Regions from separate parts of the Homo sapiens genome. Here all the other regions are linked to region 1. The links are chromatin contacts, found by Hi-C or POLR2A ChIA-PET in ENCODE. All regions are on one chromosome and are shown on one strand. The core of a region is the stretch at or near the end of the contact, and the rest is flanking DNA. Distances in the headings are between cores, read along the strand shown. Region 1 holds the start of SNX13 (sorting nexin 13). Region 2 holds the start of CCDC126 (coiled-coil domain containing 126). Region 3 holds the start of ARL4A (ARF like GTPase 4A). Region 4 holds the start of KLHL7-DT (KLHL7 divergent transcript).

The links. A loop is a pair of places that touch in the nucleus more often than their neighbours do. ChIA-PET counts read pairs that join two places held with the same protein, here RNA polymerase II (POLR2A). Pooled maps may share reads with other maps.
Region 2: a loop to region 1 is called in a map of sigmoid colon, with 11 times the contacts of the local background. The contact joins the promoter of CCDC126 here to the promoter of SNX13 in region 1. A Hi-C loop is called at or near these places in 1 of 168 maps with a recorded cell type or tissue (sigmoid colon) and 10 of 50 pooled maps. POLR2A ChIA-PET finds 5 or more read pairs at or near these places in 1 of 52 experiments (OCI-LY7).
Region 3: a map of B cell shows a loop between it and region 1 (12-fold over the local background). The contact joins the promoter of ARL4A here to the promoter of SNX13 in region 1. A Hi-C loop is called at or near these places in 3 of 168 maps with a recorded cell type or tissue (B cell, CD8-positive, alpha-beta T cell and naive thymus-derived CD4-positive, alpha-beta T cell), 1 of 37 single-sample maps with no recorded cell type and 9 of 50 pooled maps.
Region 4: a loop to region 1 is called in a map of CD4-positive, alpha-beta T cell, with 15 times the contacts of the local background. The contact joins the promoter of KLHL7-DT here to the promoter of SNX13 in region 1. A Hi-C loop is called at or near these places in 4 of 168 maps with a recorded cell type or tissue (CD4-positive, alpha-beta T cell, CD8-positive, alpha-beta T cell and naive thymus-derived CD4-positive, alpha-beta T cell) and 8 of 50 pooled maps.

Annotation. Positions count from the first base shown.
Region 1 is chr7:17,938,822-17,941,972 of GRCh38, reverse strand. SNX13 (sorting nexin 13) reads left to right here and starts at 1,479. Exons shown (of 26, transcript NM_015132.5): 1 at 1,479-1,689. The coding sequence starts at 1,678.
Region 2 is chr7:23,595,874-23,599,024 of GRCh38, reverse strand. CCDC126 (coiled-coil domain containing 126) reads right to left here and starts at 1,643. Exons shown (of 4, transcript NM_138771.4): 1 at 1,420-1,643; 2 at 974-1,058. It overlaps LOC105375187 (a long non-coding RNA gene), which reads left to right and starts at 1,700. Exons shown (of 2, transcript XR_927098.2): 1 at 1,700-1,908. RefSeq lists a silencer at 1,162-1,401.
Region 3 is chr7:12,686,024-12,689,174 of GRCh38, reverse strand. ARL4A (ARF like GTPase 4A) reads right to left here and starts at 1,542. Exons shown (of 2, transcript NM_005738.5): 1 at 1,447-1,542; 2 at 1-1,009. The coding sequence starts at 920. The coding sequence ends at 318. It also overlaps the pseudogene LOC100505995. RefSeq lists silencers at 1,978-2,027, 2,228-2,507 and an enhancer at 1,497-2,033.
Region 4 is chr7:23,103,999-23,107,149 of GRCh38, reverse strand. It overlaps KLHL7-DT (KLHL7 divergent transcript), which reads left to right and starts at 1,447. Exons shown (of 3, transcript NR_046220.1): 1 at 1,447-1,591; 2 at 2,833-2,900. It overlaps KLHL7 (kelch like family member 7), which reads right to left and starts at 1,365. Exons shown (of 11, transcript NM_001031710.3): 1 at 1,004-1,365. The coding sequence starts at 1,123. RefSeq lists enhancers at 419-498, 204-1,190, 979-1,258, 1,379-1,568, 1,191-2,177.

The sequences.
Region 1 (3,151 bases), core at 230-2,729:
CAGTCCAGGTAGGATTTCCATGCTCATTTTCTATTTGTGGCTTCATCTGTCAATACCAGTAACACATTTTATTGTATTGCAGAGGTCAGAATTTTGCTGGTCCAGCAATGTGGAAATGATGTACAAAATGCAGATTAAAACAACAAGAAAAACTACTTTGCTTCAATTAGTTGAATTGAGCAAAATCAGTTTTTCTTGAATTTTTTGCATGACTGCTTAAATGAACCGTTTTGTTTCCTTGACACGATAGAGATAATACAAGGTTTGCAATGCCCTTATTGTTTTGAGACTGTAAGAGTAATACATTAAGTAAATTTCATTTAGCACAACAGTACTATTGTTAAATGGAGGGAAAAGATTCTGGTAAAAGGGAAGAAACTCCTGGCTTTAGTTTTCTAAAATGCTTTTGTACCTCTTGTAAGAATGACATGGAGGTGTTTTTAATGTCAAGTCTGAAAATTTGCTTTTCAATTTACTTGGAAACTGGTTTCTAATACAAAACAGGGTAGCACACTTTCCCAGCATGTTCAGGTAAACTACTTTCATCACAATTCAGGTAGAAGTGACTGCCTTTAATTCCGTACATCGCAAACCATCTAGTGGTAGATCTAGAATGGCGTCAGTCTCAGGGACTTCTATGCACATTGAGTTCCAGAGTTCAATTCCATTTAAGTTGGGACTATTTACAATGACATTTGCTGAAATTTGCTCACCTTGATATACAAGCATATTGTATTAAGCAGCTAGTAAACCTGTGGAGATAGCAGGTAAAACGTAAAGCCTGTTTTACGTTTTTTTAGAGGTGCATTACTTGTAGCATAACTAAACCTTCATTGTTAGGCAGGTGCTGGCCAATTACATCAGCAAGTCCTAACTCCGCTAGGATCGGGGTAAAGCCGATAAGCCGCATCATATCTACAACCTGTCTCGGACCCCTGTAAAGAACTCACTGAGGATTGGTAGGGACAAAGGGAAGTTTCTGTCAAAGTTTAGGAGAAAAGGGCCGCGCAGGGAGCTGTTTCAAATAACACTTAAATCCCAGGAGAAGAAAGCCGAACCCCAACTCTTCGGTCGCCGCGGGGCCAGGGAGACGCGAGAGGGAAGTTTTTCTAAAGGAAATCTGCCGCCTTGTCCCCAAGACCAGCGAGGTCCGCAGCGCCATCAGTCAAGTGTCGGCCTCTGGCATTTTCTCCTCTCCCCAGGGCGGGCCAACGCTAGTGGGCGGTGGATGATGCGCCGGCCCCAAGGGCGCGCACGTCCATTCCCGGAAGGCTCGGGCGCTGGGGCCCCTCTGCACTCCCAGCGGTCCCAAGTTGGCCCAGGCGCCCGGTCCCGGGGTCCTACAAGTCAGCGCCAAGCCGACTGCCGACAGCCTACCTCCGCTTCTCCGCGCGCCGGCGCTATGGAGACGGTCACGAGACGCCAGCAGCCCCTGCGCCCGCCAATGGGAACGCACGTTGCAGCGAGACGCGGACGTCGCTCTTCCAAGATGGCGGCGCGTCCGTCGCGAGCGACCGGGCCGAGGGGAGGCCAGCGAAGCCGAGTAAAACCGCCGCCCGGGAGAAGACTGAAGGAGCAGTTGCCGCCGTTGGCGGCGGCCCGAGCAGTTTTCGCTGCTGCTACGGCTGTTGCCATGAGGCGAGGCTAGGGAGGACCTCACTTCCCCGGGGTGTAATAATGTTAACTGAGGTAAGCGGCGACGGTGGCCAGTGTTTACCTGTGAAATGGGGAAGGGGCCGGCGCCAGCCCGTCAGAGAACATCATCTGTACGGAAGGTGGGCCTGACCCTTCGCCGTGGGCTCCAGGGCCCGAGGAGCAGCGGGGATCCTACAAGTGCCCTCAGAGTAGGAGCTGTGCTGACTCAACAGAGTCCCACCACCTCCGGCTGCCAGTGCCTCGCCTTTCGCAGTTGCCACTTGCCACTCGCCCCTGGCACTGGTCTCCCTCCTGCTGTCACTCCCTTCTAACTCATCGCTCCCTTCTTCGTGTCCCCTTACACGCTACTCTGTGGCAGCGTTGGCCTTTCCACGTTACTGCTGGTTCTTGTGATCCTATGGTTTGCCCTAGGTCTCCTTTCTCTGGTCCCTGGGCTCCAGGGCCCTCCGCCTCCGAGCTCGGTCAGCACCCTGGGGTTGTTGCTCGGCCCGACCGGTTTGTTTCCCACCCTCTACTTTGACTGCTTCATGAAGTGGACTTTTTTATCTCAAGCTGCACATGTATGGCTCAGTTGGGTCATCCCCCTCCCCCACATCCATCACCTTTTCGGTTAAATCGTGGTCATCACAAAGTTCAGTTTAGCATCTGCCACCTTGATTTGCGTGTGGCCCCCTTGTTACTCCCTATGGAATAGTTTTTTTCTTTGGACCTGAAATGGAAGTAGGGCAACTATGACGAACCAATCAATTTCCCTTTTCTAGTGCCTAATGGGCATTGCAAAAAGCCGACTTTTTGAAGAAGTAGAGTTTGCCTTTACTAGCAACACTTTAAGGGGAAGAACTAAATCGGTGCAACTAGGTACTTGACCCAGGTTAGCCCAGTTATGTGTTGTAGTATCTGCAGGTGTAGGTGTCACTGAACATAAAATACTGAACCTTGTGATTTGATGAAATACCTTTTTCGAAGCCTTTCACTTTAAGTACTGTGAGGATCCTGACGTGAGGAACTGACCGGATTGGGCATTTTTATGGGCTGAACTGAATAGGAAACAGTTTTAGTGGGCAATGGGAAGTATTCCTACATGGGCCAAAAAGGAAATACAAACATTTGTAGGTGAGTGGCTTTTATTTTGTGAAAAGTGATGGTAAAGCACGTACTTGCCTGAAATTTCAGGTCCTTGGAACGTGACTAACTTTGAGGAACTTTATACTTTGCTGTTTGTACTTAATCTAAGCACAGAGCCTGGCATATGATAAATACTTACTGGTTGATTGTAACTTCTACAGTACGTATTTTTAGTTGTTTGAAGTTCATTTTATATTTCTAAATTCTACAGATTTTTCATTCTTGGAGTTAATTGAGATTATGGTTATAGCATAAGTTTGTGTTGTGATTAGCAGTAATAGATTAGAAAAAAGAGTTATAAGTAGCAGAAGTTTCATTTTTACCTTAAGTGTGATATTTTAGTGGGAACAGTTAGCCTTATAATAAGTGT
Region 2 (3,151 bases), core at 394-2,893, 5.7 Mb before region 1:
AGAAACACTAAGAACACAAATGACTAAAAGGGTTTACACAAATTTTGTTTCCACATTTAAAAAAAAACCTCTAAAAACCTTTATCATTGAAAGTCTGAGCTAGAAGAGTCCTTGGAATCAGACCAATTCACTATTTTAGAGATGAGGACATTGAGGACCACAAAGTAATCTCAGGTTACACAGATAGTGACAGAGCAAGGACAAAACTAAGGACTCCTATTTCCGTAGCCATTACTCTCTGTCCTACACTGCACTAAATAACACCAACATAGAAACATTTTCCTCAAAACAAGTATTTTTGCAACACATTTTAGAGTGAGAAATTATTAATCAGTGAGAAGATGCAGACAGATGTAGAAAAAAGTTGACCCAGGTTAAATATGGTGAAGCCCAGAGGCAGGACTGTAAAATACCTGGATGCCTACTCTGACGAAACAAACACTTAGCGCCTCTAAGGATTCCCAAAGGACACACCTGAGGGGGAGGGGAGAGGTGAATACTTGTACCTCTGAAGCTGATCCACAGAAAAGCAGAGTCATCAATTTCCTAAGAACATTCTCAGCCATCTTAAAACAGCAAAAATTAGGAAGACGGCATATTTTAATGAATCCTTTGGTTAGGTTTAAGATAAAGTGAAGAACACACAACCCAGGATGATTAAACAAACAAAAGCACAAAACTCAAGTCCAGAGGCCACTTCGGTCACTTCAGTCATAGCTAATGAAAGTATCACAAAGGATCTTTTCATCAAATGAAGAACTAATGACGTTATAGGTCTATATTCCTAATTCTAACCACTTACAGGTGTGTGTTTTGATGGATGAGAAAACTCAAGCTTAGAGCCTTTAAGTAACCAAGATCACCAAGGCAGGCAGTGAGAGAAACCCAGGCAGGATTCGAACCCTAGCTGGCTGAGCCATTCTCATTACCGTCACAGTCAACAATCAACACGGCAGTTTAAGTTCATCCTTACCAGTCACCCAGGAGATGAGTTTTGAAGAGGGAGTTTAAAAGGGGCATCTGACTTTCTCTCTCTCCCAAAGTAGAAGAGAACTGAGCTGTCAAAAACAGAAAAAGAAGTGAGTGCGGTGCCGCCCGGGATCTACATCCCGCAGCTCCGGACCAAGCCCGCCCCGCTCGACTCGCGCAGCCCCAGCCACGCTCGGCTCTCCGCCCGAGCCGAGGCGCCGCGGCTGTCAGACGCGGAGGGGCAGAGACGCGGCCCAAAGGAAGGGACAAAGAGCCTTCCCGGCCGCGGCCGGAGGCTGCCGGCCCGTTCCTAAGCCGGGTTTCCGCAGCAGCGGCCCTAGCGGGGCGGGGACCGGGGACGGGGGCGCGGCGGGGGAGGAGCGGCCGGCTAGGCTGAGGGGCGCGCGAGAGGTGCGGGCCCGGCTGGCGGACTCGCCCCTTACTCATTACCTGGCCGTGGGCTTCTCGTCACGGTCGCCGCCGCCACGGAGCTTCTGAGCCGGGGCGACGCAGCGAGAGCTAATAAGCGGGCGTCAGCTGCGTCCCACACTGGCGAAGCAGCCTCCAGATCGAGCTGGAGAAACGCCGGTGGGTGGGAGTTGGGACGAGGTTTGTTCCCAGCTTGTGGAGATTTTACTCCGCTCGTCCCTCGCACTCGGCTTCCGCTCCGCCTCCCTGCCGGCCCTTCCCGCACTCGGGGGCCAGCCGCCCGCGGCGCGCGGCATTGTGGGGGATGTAGTCCCAGAATGAGGAAGCGGCGGCACGTGCTTCCAGCCGCCCTGCACCTACCCTGGGTCAGAACGACGCAGCTGCGCGGCAACCAGAGAGGGCGGCGGGGTCTTCTGTGTTGGAAGATGAGCCCGCCAGAGGCATACCCTCGGCCTTAACTCGCTGCAGGCGCTGGAAGAAGGGCTCTGGCGTCTTGTTCCCGACCCTCCGGTGAGGAACCAACCTCCTAATACTATTGACCTGAGGCTGGGAAAGCTTAGTGATGATTAAGTGTGCTACAGATGAGACTACCCATTATTGAAGCCAAAGGTCCTTAGCCAGTGGAGTGAGGCAAGAAAAATAAAAGGATTGAAGATTAAATAGGAAGAAACAAAATTATTTTTTCATAGATTATGTAATTATGTACGTGGAGGCCGGGCGCCGTTGGCTCATGCCTGTAATCCCAGCAGTTTGTGAGGCCAAGACGGGAGGATCACCTGAGGTCGGGAATTCGAGACCAGCCTGGCCAACATGGTGAAACCCCGTCTCTACTACAGATACGAACTTAGCAGGGCGAGGTGGCGGACGCCTGTAATTCCAGCCTCTCGGGGAGCTGAGGCGGGAGAATTGCTTGAACCCAGGAGGCGGAGGTTGCAGTGAGCTGATATCGCGCCACTGCACTCCAGCCTGGGCAACAAGAGCAGAACTCCGTCTCAAAAAAAAAAAAAAATTGTTTGTGGCACTTCAAAACAATCTGCAGATAAACTGTTAACAATAAAAGTTTTTAACAAGGTTAATAGATACAAAAATCATATTTTAAAAAATCAATATTTATTTATATATGCTAGTAAAAAAGATAATTTTTTTAAAGATACCATTTCCAACAGCTCCAAACAAATATCAAGTACCTAGGAATAAATCGATCAAAGAAATGCAAAACCTGCCTGAAGAAAACATTGGAAGACACTGAAGAAGACCTAAATAAAGATGTAACATGTTCATAAATTGGAAGAGTCAATACTGAAAAATGCCAAGTCTCTCCAAACCTACCTACAGAGCCAGTGCAATTCCCAACAAAATCTCAATAAATTTCTGTGTATGTGTGAGAAACTTGACAAGCTAATTCAAAATGTTATGGAAGAGCAAAGACAAGCATTCATGAGGAAGAGGAGGAAGAAAAAAAAAGAAGAGGAGAAGGAGTGGGAGGAGGAAAACTTGTGCTACCGGATAACAAGCTTTATTATAGACTAGGCACGGTGGCCCATGCCTATGATCTCAGCACTTCGGGAGGCTGAGGCAAGTGGATTGCTTGAGCCTGGAGTTCAAGACCAGCCTGGGCAACATGGCAAAACCCCATCTGTACCCCCCAAAAAAATACCAAAGTCAGCCAGTTGTGGTGGCATGCACCTATAGTCCCTGCTACTCAAGAGGCTGGGGGCAGGAGGATCACTTTGAGCCCAGGAGGTGGAGTCTG
Region 3 (3,151 bases), core at 293-2,792, 5.3 Mb after region 1:
CTCTTTAAAGTTTTATTTCACTAACTTCAGACCAAATTCCCACAACTGTGTTCTGGTCAATTTACTATCCTTGCTTGGCTTCCCCAAATGGTAGTACCAAAAGATTTGTGGGGTAGGGAGAAGAGACCACTTTAAGAAGCACTGCATTTACTCATCTTCCACAAGGCAACAGAGTTGGGCATCTGATTGTTCAACAAAACAAAGCTTTAATAGCATCCAGGAGGGCAGACAGGCAAACCACGCTGTAGACACTCTTCTATTTGTCAAAATCAGACCAGAGAAAACCTACTCCACACAGATATAATAGGTATTGATATTCATCTTTTCTTTTTCTGTTGCCGCAACATTTTTCTTCTTTTAATGATCATATCATGTAGTTTCTCAAGTCCTTCCTTTAGGCCATCTCCTATGATTGCACAGGTAGGCTGCAAATGCCAAGGAGTTGATGAGCTCAGTTCACCCATTGCTAACAATTTCTCAATTTCTGAAAGTGACAATGAGTTCCTCAAATCTTGTTTGTTAGCAACTATAAGTACAGGGACTCCCTGATTTTCTGATATCCTAGTTATTTTGTGAAGTTCAGTTTTGGCTTCTTCCATCCTTTCGACATCAACAGAGTCCACAACAAATACAATGCCATCTGTGCATCTGGTATATGACTTCCACAGTGGCCTTAATTTCTCCTGACCACCTACATCCCAGAAGTGAAAAGTGACTGTTTTAGAATTTCCCAAGGTTACCTTAATTTTCTCAGTGTTAAATCCTTTGGTAGGTACGGTATTTACAAATTCATTGAACTGCAGCCTGTATAAGACAGTTGTCTTTCCAGCACAGTCCAAACCCAGAATAACAATGTGGAAAGACTGAAATGAAGGCAGGTTGGACAGGATAGAAGTCTGGTCTGACAGCCCATTCCCCATTTCCAGGTGCAAATAAATGTCCCAAATTGAAATGCTTTTCTCTTCTTGGTTTACAACTTCTCTTGGTAGCTGATCCAGCTATAAGACTGCTGGGAGACGGAAGAAGGAATAAGTTATTCTCCCGAAATAATACATTAAAACAGGTTTGCTCTACTTTGCTAAAATAAACAACACGAAGAACTTACTATAACTTGCTGCGCTAAACAAACCAGACGAGATATGAAACGTACATGAAAACACACACAGTCCAAGACAAACGATGGAATAACAGTGATTGAAATTATCTGGTTTACTTAAATTGCAGTAATATGTACGTTTTTCTCCTGGGTCCCCAAACCTCAAAGACCTCATTCTGGAAAGAACCCAGTCACCAGTATCTGGTCTAAGTGGCCGTAACCACAAAGTGCCTATCTGGCAGAAAACTCATAGCAGATAGTCCTATCTTCGGAATCTAATTCCACATGCTTAACAGCATACCCAAGATCACTATTACCTCCTACCCCTTGCAAAATAACAACGTTCTCACCTCCCGATCTGGAGTCTGGGTCCAAATGAGAAAGCATTGGCAGGCGTTTCTACGCAGGGATAAGCACCCTTCCAGCTTAGCTCTCCAAGCAGCTCTGGCAGTTGCCGCACGAGAAACCTTGGACTCAGACTCCGACCACGCCCACTCCTCCCGGTCCACTCATGATCCCAAATCCCATTGGTCACCCGCATCAGGGAAGCCATGCAACTCCCGCCCCCGCTCCCTAATTGGTGAGGGTAACTGCCGCTCCCAGCGCGGCGGAGCTGAGCTCTCTCTCGGTCCACCGGCACCACCTGTTGCCCTTAAGTTAGAAAAGGCGGCGTTCCCAGAGGGAGCCGAGCAGCCGCTGCAGGTGAAGGGGAGCCTCGGGCGGTCAGGTCGCCGCCAGGCTGCCGGCTCCGTTCGGCCCGGCGCACCTGCAGCGCAGCCAGGGCGTCAAGCCAAGGCTCTCACATCCGGGGCCCGCAGTCACTGCCAACGCGTTAACCCTTTGTCCGCGGGCCCGAGGGTGCCGGCTGTTGCCGCGCGGGCCCCTGAGGCGCTAGAGATCCCACCTGGCGCGCCCGCCGGGATAAGCCCATCCTCCCCGAAGTGGGATCCCTTCACCCTGTCCCTCCGCACACGACCGGCTCTTCTCCCTCGGCAGGGCGTGGCCGCCCCGGCCGCCCACCCCGCCGCGGCTCACCTGACTAACCGTCCTTCCCTCTTCTTCATTCAGCGTCTCTCCCAGCCGCTGGGGAGGCGCGCTGATACCTGTTCCCTGGCACCAGGGAGGCGTGGGCGATGGCAGAGGACTGGGCGCCTGGCGGGCGCCGCGCGCCAGGCTGCCCTAACGGTGCTCGCCCGGCAGCTCCACGCGACAGTCCCCGCCCCCTGCCCGCGCGCCGCCCGGGCGCCGGCCTGTAGGGGGCGCGCAGGAGCCGCGTCTCCTAGCAACGCCAAAACAAGGTCGAGTTCGAATCGGCCTAGCGCTGGCTGCCCGCGAGGTCGGATGGGACTTCCGGCCTCACCCCTGAACGGTTGCTCCGGGTAGCTCTGTCTGCGGCGGCCCGCCAGCCTGGCACAGGCCCCGCCCGGCACCGCCTTCCCTCACGTCGTCTAGGGCGTCCGCGGGGCAGCAGCCACGTGATTCGCGGTTAGGGATTCCATAGTTCACGGGTTACGGCACACACGCGTTACGTATATATCGAGGTGACGTGGAAGTCCCCCAGTAGTTGACCTTAAACAGCCTGGGTTGACTGGCCTGGTAACTGCGCCTTCATTCGCTTTTTGTAGAGCAAATGAACGCGCTGTCTCACGTGTTTCTAGCAGCATCCCGGGGAACTGGCCACAGATAGAAATATTCCAGTTTGACACATAAGGAAATACACTCTGAAAGATGAAAGGGATGTTTCTTTTTTTCTTTTCTTTCAAATTGCTCACACAATTTTAATTGCAATAGATATAATTTCCAATATACCATTCAACTACACCATTTGTATGTGCTGGAGTGAGACAGGAGTATTTTGATTGAGTGTCCAGTTCTCTTTAAAACTAGCGTTTGCAGTTAACGACTTGGAAAATACAACACAAAAAGCCATCTAGCCTTTTTTTTTTTTTTAATCTCTATTTATCCCTTCAAAATTCCCTTTGTGGCCATATACATACTAGGTGGCTCTACCTGCAGAAAGCTGCATTTTCCAAGCAGCGGGAGAGTTTAATTCTT
Region 4 (3,151 bases), core at 198-2,697, 5.2 Mb before region 1:
AAATCCCAGCAGTCAGCGTTTGCTTATAGAAACCAGAAGTTAATATCTTCATAAAAATCTTAAATTCCTCTACTGTTGCCCATATTCCCAGCAGAACCACCAGACAAAGCAAACTAGGTTTTGCAGTTACACATAACTCACATCCTGCTTTGTCCCCTTGAAACAGGATCCCAGTCAACAAAACCCAAACATTCCCACAAATCTACTTAGATGTGTATTATCTATAAATAAAGCTTACAGAAAGGAAAAAGTGACTTTCTATGCTTATCGGTGTAGATGTTATGGAATTAAAAAAAAAAAAAGCCTCTTTGTTTCACCTTCGCCAGCGTTAAAATCCGTTCTTTTCATAACCCACCTTTCGCCGATGTGCTGCAGAATTTCACGAATGCACCACACACCAAGGACAGAACAAAGAGCTCCTCTTAATAACAGAGGCGCACAGTGCCCTTAGAAGATGGCATGGTATTTATCGATGGCTGCTTCTGCTCTAAATTAGCACGAACAGGAGGACTCCTCTTCAACTAGCTCCACCGGGGAACACAGGAGGGGGCGGGGATCCTTATTTAAGAGCAGCTGATGTCAGGCCAGCAACTCTCCTCCCTTTGGGGGCTTCGGTTTGGGCTATGCCAACGGGTTTCTTCACACAAGATCTCACGGCACCTTAAAACGGCTCGCCAATGGAAGGATCCTCGCCCCACAAAGAGATAACTAGGGCAGAGCTGTTACACAACCGATACCCGACGGCGAAAGCCAGCCTGAGGAGTCCCCCAGGAGTCTGACTTGGGAGCTACATCCTCGGCAGACGAGAAGCACTTTTGCTCGAGAATTGTTTTACGCGCCCCTCTACCAACTGCGGAATCGCTCGCCTGCGAAAACGGAAGGAGGGGCGAGGACAGAGAAAGAGGGGCGCGATCCACAGGGCGCGGGGTTCCACCCCGGGAACCAGGGGCCCGAGCCCCGGACCACCTCCCACCGTCGTCCGTCACTCCCACAGAGGCGGTACCTGTTTCCGCATGTTATTCATGACGCCCATGAAACCCGCCAACAATTTAGCTTCTTCCCGAGCAGCAAGTTTCTTCTCGGTCTTCTTCTTGCTGCTCTTCTCCACCCCAGAGGCTGCCATCCTCCCTCAGCTCGGTTCACGCCCGGGGCTCGCCGGGCCGGGCGAGGGGTCGCACTCTCTGGGCACACTGGGGATTCTATCGACCAAACACGGCGATCGGCAGTGCAGCTGCAGCGCCCAGCTCTGGAACGCGCGGCAGGCGGCGGTGGCTCGGCCACTGCCGAAAGACAAGGCCGGGCGGCCCCCTTAGAAACGCTCAGGGAGCGACGCTACCAACTGGGCTGCGTCCCCGGGCAGAACCCGAGCCCTGCCCAGGAGCCTGCGCACTTCGCGCAAGGAGGCGGGGGCACTATGAGGAGAGTCAGGGGCGGGGCCTGACACGTCACAGTGGCGCGCCGTTCCGAGCAATGAGACTGCAGGCACAGGTGCGGCCGGATTCCCTGTCGCTGTCCCGCGCTGAGTGAATTTTGCCTCGGAGCTGGTCCGAGGTCGCGCCTGCTCTTTTGTGTGCCCAAGGCAGATTTCCAGGTTTCGGTTACGTGATTATCTTTTTTTTTTTTTTTTTTTTGATAATTGGGTTGTGGAACATGCAAAGGTGTCTCCCATCAGTGTAAGGCTTCATGGGACAGGGTCGGTGTTCAGTGCAGTATCTGAGCCTGGTGTATGGTAGGCGCTCAATAAATATTAAATGATGAAAGGATATTACTGCAAGTTAAAGTCATGTTACACGGAGCACAAGATTTATTTTCGTGGGATTCATAACGCAAGAGCACACAGTCCCGTTGGTGTCTCCTTGGCGTGCAATGAATGTCTGCCTAACTAGGCTGGCTTACTGTGTGTTTACAACTGAAATCAGTTGTCAGTCGGTTCTAGAAATCTTCAGTTAGGCTTCTCTAAGTGTTTTACGGGAACACGGAACTCAATCACAGCCCTCATGGAAATGTTTTTTGTAACCATATTCTTTCTACTGTATAGTAATATACAGGATTATTTGAAATTGTACATTATTTAACATTATGAAAACTTTATATCTCATTGGTTTTCCTCCTCGGTCTATATAGGACTATACAGAGACATTTTATGTAAAATAATTTACACCATTGAGGCTTTTTTTTTTTTTTTTGGAGGCAGGGTCTCGGCCCTGTCGCCCAGGCTGGGGGTGCGGTGCAGTGGCTAATCATAGCTCACTGAAGCCTCAGCACTCCTGGGCTCAAGCAATCCTCCCATCTCAGCCTCCCAAGTAGCTGAAACTACAGGCGTGCAACACCACTCTGGGCTAAGTTTTAATTTTTAAATTTTTTTGGTGGTGGTGGTGGTGGTGGTGGTGGTGGTGAAGAGGTCACACTATGTTGCCCAGGCTTGTCTCGAACTCCTGGTGTTATGCAATCCTCCCGCCTAGGCCTCCCAAAGTGCTGGGATTACAGGAATGAGCGGCCAGGCCTGGCCCACAGTATACTTTTCTTGTTGAGGACAAACCATATAGCATAATCCAGATGAAAGAGCAAGCTATATATACGCCTCAATTTTTACAAAAGAGTAAGATACTTATGTCTCTGTACTCTTTATCTTTCTTCTATTAATCTAGAGGTTCTCAGATGTGCCTCTATTTTAACTAGTTGATTTGGGGATTTCAGGTGAACCCTGGCAATAGGAATAATTTATTGTTAATAAAATTATAAATGAGAAAATTTTTCATTCACTTTATTAAATGACCCAGGACACTGAAGAAAAACGGAATAAATTTTTTTCTTTTTTTTTTAATTGAAAAGAAGTAGAAATCTGTCTTCTAACTCTAAGGCCTTGGGAGATGAAGGATCCGTGATTCAAAGGCAGAAATGTAAGTGATGAAAAAGAATGCTGTCCTGTAATAAGGCAAAAAAGAAACGAGGAACAGCATCCTTAGTCCTTGATGTTAGAACAGTCTTTTTACATATTGCTGAATATAAAACATCAAAGTTCATGGAAGAGCCATAGGATTCAGAGCTCAAAGAGGCCACAGAGATTATATAGTACAGGGATTAAGCATGAGACTTTGCCTGGATGCAAAGTCAAACATCTCAACTTTCTAGTTGTGCAACTTTGGGCAAA